2 separate regions of the Homo sapiens genome follow, and region 1 is linked to region 2. A link is a loop called in an ENCODE intact Hi-C map of the cell type or tissue named here. Cell type or tissue: GM12878. All regions are shown on one strand.

Region 1 (2,500 bases), 79 kb before region 2:
ACTCTATCCTATTATGTCCTAGGCACTGTACATTCTTTTAGCCCACCTTTCCTTCATAATATATCGTGCAAATGTTTTTATCACCCGCTGTGGAAGGAGCTTATAAAGGCCTCCAGATTTCCTTGGGGTTATCTCAGATTTCCATTAAGTCCTTTAAAATTTTCCTGGATAAGTGAACATACAGGAATTCAACATGAATTCATAAGCTAAAATTGAACAGAAAAGGTGAGGAAGACTGCTAAGATAAAGAACACTGGTGAAGTATTAGCAGGAAACTGACCGAGAGTCAGGGTACTGAGTTCTAGTAGCCTCAGGTCTGCCATTTAAGGAGCTCTAACTTCTCATGAAGGCCCTCACCTGTCCCCCTAGTGGGGGATGGAGTAGAGGTTTCCCAAAATTTCCCCAAGCTCTGAAATACCACAACCCAAGCATCCAACTGCTACCAAGAAATGGCCCCAATGGTGAAGAGATGGCCCTAATGATGTAACAGCACCTGATATGGGTTGTTTGTGTGAAATGACCAGAGGATAGGTGAGCCCCTAAACATGGCCTGGAGAGAATGACGTGCTTTAGAGAAGCATGTCTTCATTTTAGTAGACTAAGAAGATCTTTAAAGCAAATGTCAAGCTAAAGAGAATAAAAATTATGACAGAAAAGTGCTCGAATGTCAGGAGAGAAGGGGGAAAAACTGCAGTCAGAGGATAGAGCTAATACTTCTCTCAAAGGCCAAATGTGATATATAGTCCTTTTGGGAAGTTGTAGCTCAAAAAAAATTGTTAAGTGCAAAAGTCAACAAAATACCCACTGTTTTTCCTTTAAAGCTTCACTAATTTGTCCATAACTAAATATAACAAGGCCAGGATCTGGTGAAAAAGAAGTCACATAAAATACATGCACATAGACGGTTTTTAATCCAGGACTCCCTTTTGATTTTAGAACTTGGGCTTGTGCTCTGTCCTTTTCCTTCTTCCAGAAGCTGCTTCCGGAGCTTCTGTTCTTGGATTAGCTCCCCTCCTCTCCTGGGTCAGTAGATGTAAGGACACTTCTGAAATGGATCTGCCCCACTGCACTGCTCTCAGGGACAATGGAAGCTCTCTAACTCGTGACCTTTATCACCTGGTTCCAGGGCATGCTTTTGGCAGCACCGGTCAGGGTCCCATGGGACTGTGACCTGAGGTCCCCAAGGTGCCTGCTTCTGCGTGAATTGGTCGGAGGAGATGGTGGGGATTCTGTGAGAAAGCAATGAAATGGTCAGCTCCTAGTGAAATCCTTTTGTTGTGAAAGAACAGAAAGGGGTGATGTTAACAGCTGGTGACAATCAGTGTGTTTCCCCACCCCCAGCACTCCACCCCAGCAGAGGGAAAGCCTTTCCATGATCAGGACTTTGCCTAACTGAGTTTAAGTGTATATGGCTATTTCTGTTAAGAAACTCGTGCTTTGGGGGACCCAGAATCTCTTCTGTTGTTTTTTTCAAAAAGCCACAGTGGGGTGCTGTAGCGACAGGATCTCACCATTAACTTTTAATTTCTTTGCTTTTGTTGGTCACTTAACATTATTTAAAAGTATGTTTTGGCTGGTGAATAATGCTTTTGGATTGCATTCAGAATGCATAAACAGCTGTTGTAAAACTTGCTCTCTTGGAAAGGAAACCTACCGAGAGGGGCCAGGTGGTGCAGCGGATTAACGCATGAGCCTTTAACCTTGGTGAGACCTGGGTTCGAGTCCTGCTTAGGTCACCCCTAAAAGAGGAGGTGTCAGTTTTGTTTTGCTTTTGGGTTCCAATCACTCACTTGTTTGTTCAGATCACACAGCTCCCCAAATCATTTGGCCCACATCTACACAATTGGCAGTTCTACTTAAGGGAGGACCAGTCCTGAAATAGCAGAGTGTAGCAGGTCAGCACTAAAGTGCATTGGCAGAGATAAATGGGGAAGTTACAAGCTTATGAGCACCTGCCAGCTCAAAGCCTGGCTCAGGCCAATGCAATGATTTCCTCACTTTTTTAAGCACTAAATTTGGTAGTGACAGGAAGAAAAAGTTTCTCCCAATTTTTACAGGTATCATGTGCATGCAAGACTGGAACTGGATTTAAAAGTCTGCATTCTTTCATTGCAGACGTCAGAATCTGGAGCATGATATTATAGCCACGTTTGGAAAAATTGGTTTCCTCTTGCTCAGAATACTTGGTGAGGGTCAGACCTTGGTTTTTCTCCTACTTTGTTTTTTTTTTTTGTATGTAATTTCGCTCAATCCATTTATTCTGGGGCCTCAATTTCTCTGTCTTTGAAACGGGAATACCCTGGAGACATTATTTTCTACATTCTTAATTACCTAAGAGCAGCATTTTGAAAACTGAAATTATGTTTGCAGAACATAACTAACAAAAAATTGGATGAATGCAAAGTATCATTATTGTGAGAGGAATTACTTGACAGGTTACCTCTTTTGATCCCCAACTAGTAATTTTGTAAGTTTGGATTGTGCTGGGTTTATAATATTT
Region 2 (2,500 bases):
GCACAGACAAAACCAATTCACTGAGACCCTGTTATTGCAGTAAAGAGTTTAATTAATGCAGGGCAGCCTAGCAGGAGGACTGGAGTTATCACTCAGATGAGTCTCCCCAGGAACTCAGAGCCCAGGTTTTTTATGGATAATTTGGTGGGCAGGGGGCTAGGGAATGGGTGCTGCTGATTGGTTGGAGATGAAATCATAGGGGTATAGAAAATGGTCCTCATGTGCTGAGTCCACCTCTGGATGGGGGCCACAGGACTGGTTGAGTCATGGGTCTGGGTGGGGTCAGTCAGTTGCCAGAATGCTGTCTGAAAAACATCTCAAAAGACCAATCTTAGATGCTACAATAGTGATGTTATCTATAGAAGCAACTGGGGAAGACACATCTTGTGACCTCTGGCCACGTGACTCCTGAGCAGTAAGGGATTATAGAAACTACACCTTCATTTTAGAATTCAGACCCTTCTCATAATCCTAGTCTTGTGGACTTTTATTAGTTTTCAGTCTGTGAGCCAGAAGGGCATTAGTTTTAGGGAGGGACTATTATCATCATTGTTTCAAAGTTAAATTATAAACTAAATTCTCCCCATGGTTAGCCTGCCCTAGGCCCAGGAAAAAGCAAAGGCAGCCAGTCTGTGAGGCCAGAAGCAAGAATGGAGTCAGCCATGCTGGACTTCTCTCACTGTCATCATCTTTGCAAAGGTGGTTTCAATCAGAAAACACCAATAAGTTAGTTTCATTTTGAACAAAGGAGAAAATATCTTTTCATACTATTCTCATACTGAATGCTTGACACCAACTCTCTCTGGAAGTTTCTATCATGAGGATATTCCTGGAGCTTTGGACAAAATCCACTTTGGCAGAACCACATTTAAATATGACGCTAGGCTGGGCACAGTGGCTCACACTTGTAATCCCAATGCTTTGGGAAGCCAAGGCAGGAGGATTGTTTGAGGCCAGGAGTTCAAGACCAGCCTGGGCAATGTAGCAAGACCCCGCCTCTGCAAAAAATTTAAAAATTAGCCATGTATGGTCGTGTATACCTGTAGTCCCAGCTACTTGGGAGGCTGAAGCAGGAGGATTGCTTGAGGCCAGGAGTTCAAGGCTGCAGTGAGCTATTAATAAGATCAAGCCACTGCACTCCAGCCTTGGTGTCAGAGAGACACTGCCTCTAAAAAATAAAATTAAAAAACAAGCAAATACATAACTGTGACTCCAGAAAAATGGTAGACCTAAAAGCAGCTAAAGTAAATGGAGATATTTTCAATGAAAATGTTGGGAAAAAATCTTGTAAAGTGGTATTTGCAAAGTAGAACTCCTCTTTAAGGTATCAAAGTGCTTCAGACTAAGGAACACTATTTGAATGTTCTGCGTTTATCTGTACCTACTACCTTCATAATTTCCCCATCCTCTGTTGTATGCACTCTACAGAACCTCTTTCCTATCGGGGCTTTCCAGTCAAAATGACTCATCCAGCTGCAGAATCTAGTTTCTCCGCCCTAAGTATCTAGGAATGAGTCACTCAAATGAGTTGCTTCTTTTTTAACTTCAATGGAATTAGGCTTGAAAGATTCATGATGGGGGAGGGTCCTGGGAAAGGGGCCTGTGCTGAGGTTATCAGGGAAATCAGCTGTATTATAGGAATGGGAAAGAGGCCAGGAAACAGGATAATGAGGGAGTGGGATAGCCTGGAGGTAGAATGATTTATAAAAAAAGATTAGATCCAAATTCTGGCTGTCTTTGTTAGAGTATGGAGGCAGGAATTAATTGGTTATGTGGATTGTAGGTAACCATTTTGTGGCAAGATGACTTAAAAGGTAAGGTGACTCATCCTAATTATTTTTTTTTTGCTCACTAATTTTCTATGTACTGTATAGTCACTTGCACCCACAGAAAAACAAGGGGAAAGTTTACTCAGGAAAAAAAAAAAAATGTGTACTCTTGCAAATGCTTTTAACATGTAGGCAAGCTTTCGGTATGTGAAAGTTATTTCTGACACAATTTTTGGTCAAATTGTTTTTCATTTTTATGAAAATGTTAATTTTTAAAGCACTCTGGTCTATCTCCCAACTGTTACTTTTATCACTCGAAAATGTGTTATTTTAAAAATATCATCACTGGTGTCATACTAAGACTTGCCATGCCTTTCATAGTAATTAATGTTTTTTGTTTTTTGTTTTTTTTTTGTTTTTGTTTTTTGTTTTTTTTTTTTAAAGCAGCCTGGCACAGTGGCTCACGCCTGTAATCCCAGCACTTTGGGAGGCCAAGGCGGGCGAATCACGAGGTCAGGAGTTCAAGACCAGCCTGGCCAAGATGGTGAAACCCCATCTCTACTAAAAATACAAAAATTAGCTGGGCGTGGTGGTGGGCGCCTGTAATCCCAGCTATTTGGGAGGCTGAGGCAGAGAACTGCTTGAACCCAGGAGGCGTTGGTTGCAGTGAGCTGAGATGGCGCCACTGCACTCCAGCCTGGGCGACAGAGCGAGACTATGTCTCAAAAAAA

What was found. Hi-C counts contacts between places; a loop is a spot of excess contacts. Peaks named below come from ENCODE experiments on the same cell type or tissue, not always from the same donor. Only the 100,000 strongest peaks of a DNase experiment are listed, where the experiment ranks them.
Region 1: a loop joins it to region 2, with 4 times the contacts of the local background. A loop is called at or near these places in 2 of 110 quality-filtered maps.

What each region holds. Positions count from the first base shown.
Region 1 is chr4:145,886,463-145,888,962 of GRCh38, reverse strand. The region is part of intron 3 of ZNF827 (zinc finger protein 827); the gene reads left to right. Among named protein-coding and RNA genes, the nearest start is that of ZNF827, 51 kb to the left of the region's middle. RefSeq lists a silencer at 1,860-1,959. In GM12878, no CTCF peak of the experiment used is centred here; a DNase peak (open chromatin) is centred at 1,166; H3K27ac peaks cover 1,017 bases.
Region 2 is chr4:145,807,484-145,809,983 of GRCh38, reverse strand. The region is part of intron 8 of ZNF827 (zinc finger protein 827); the gene reads left to right. Among named protein-coding and RNA genes, the nearest start is that of C4orf51, 130 kb to the right of the region's middle. RefSeq lists enhancers at 1,382-1,571, 801-2,000, 2,428-2,500. In GM12878, no CTCF peak of the experiment used is centred here; DNase peaks (open chromatin) are centred at 1,473 and 1,823; H3K4me3 peaks cover 1,218 bases; H3K27ac peaks cover 2,500 bases.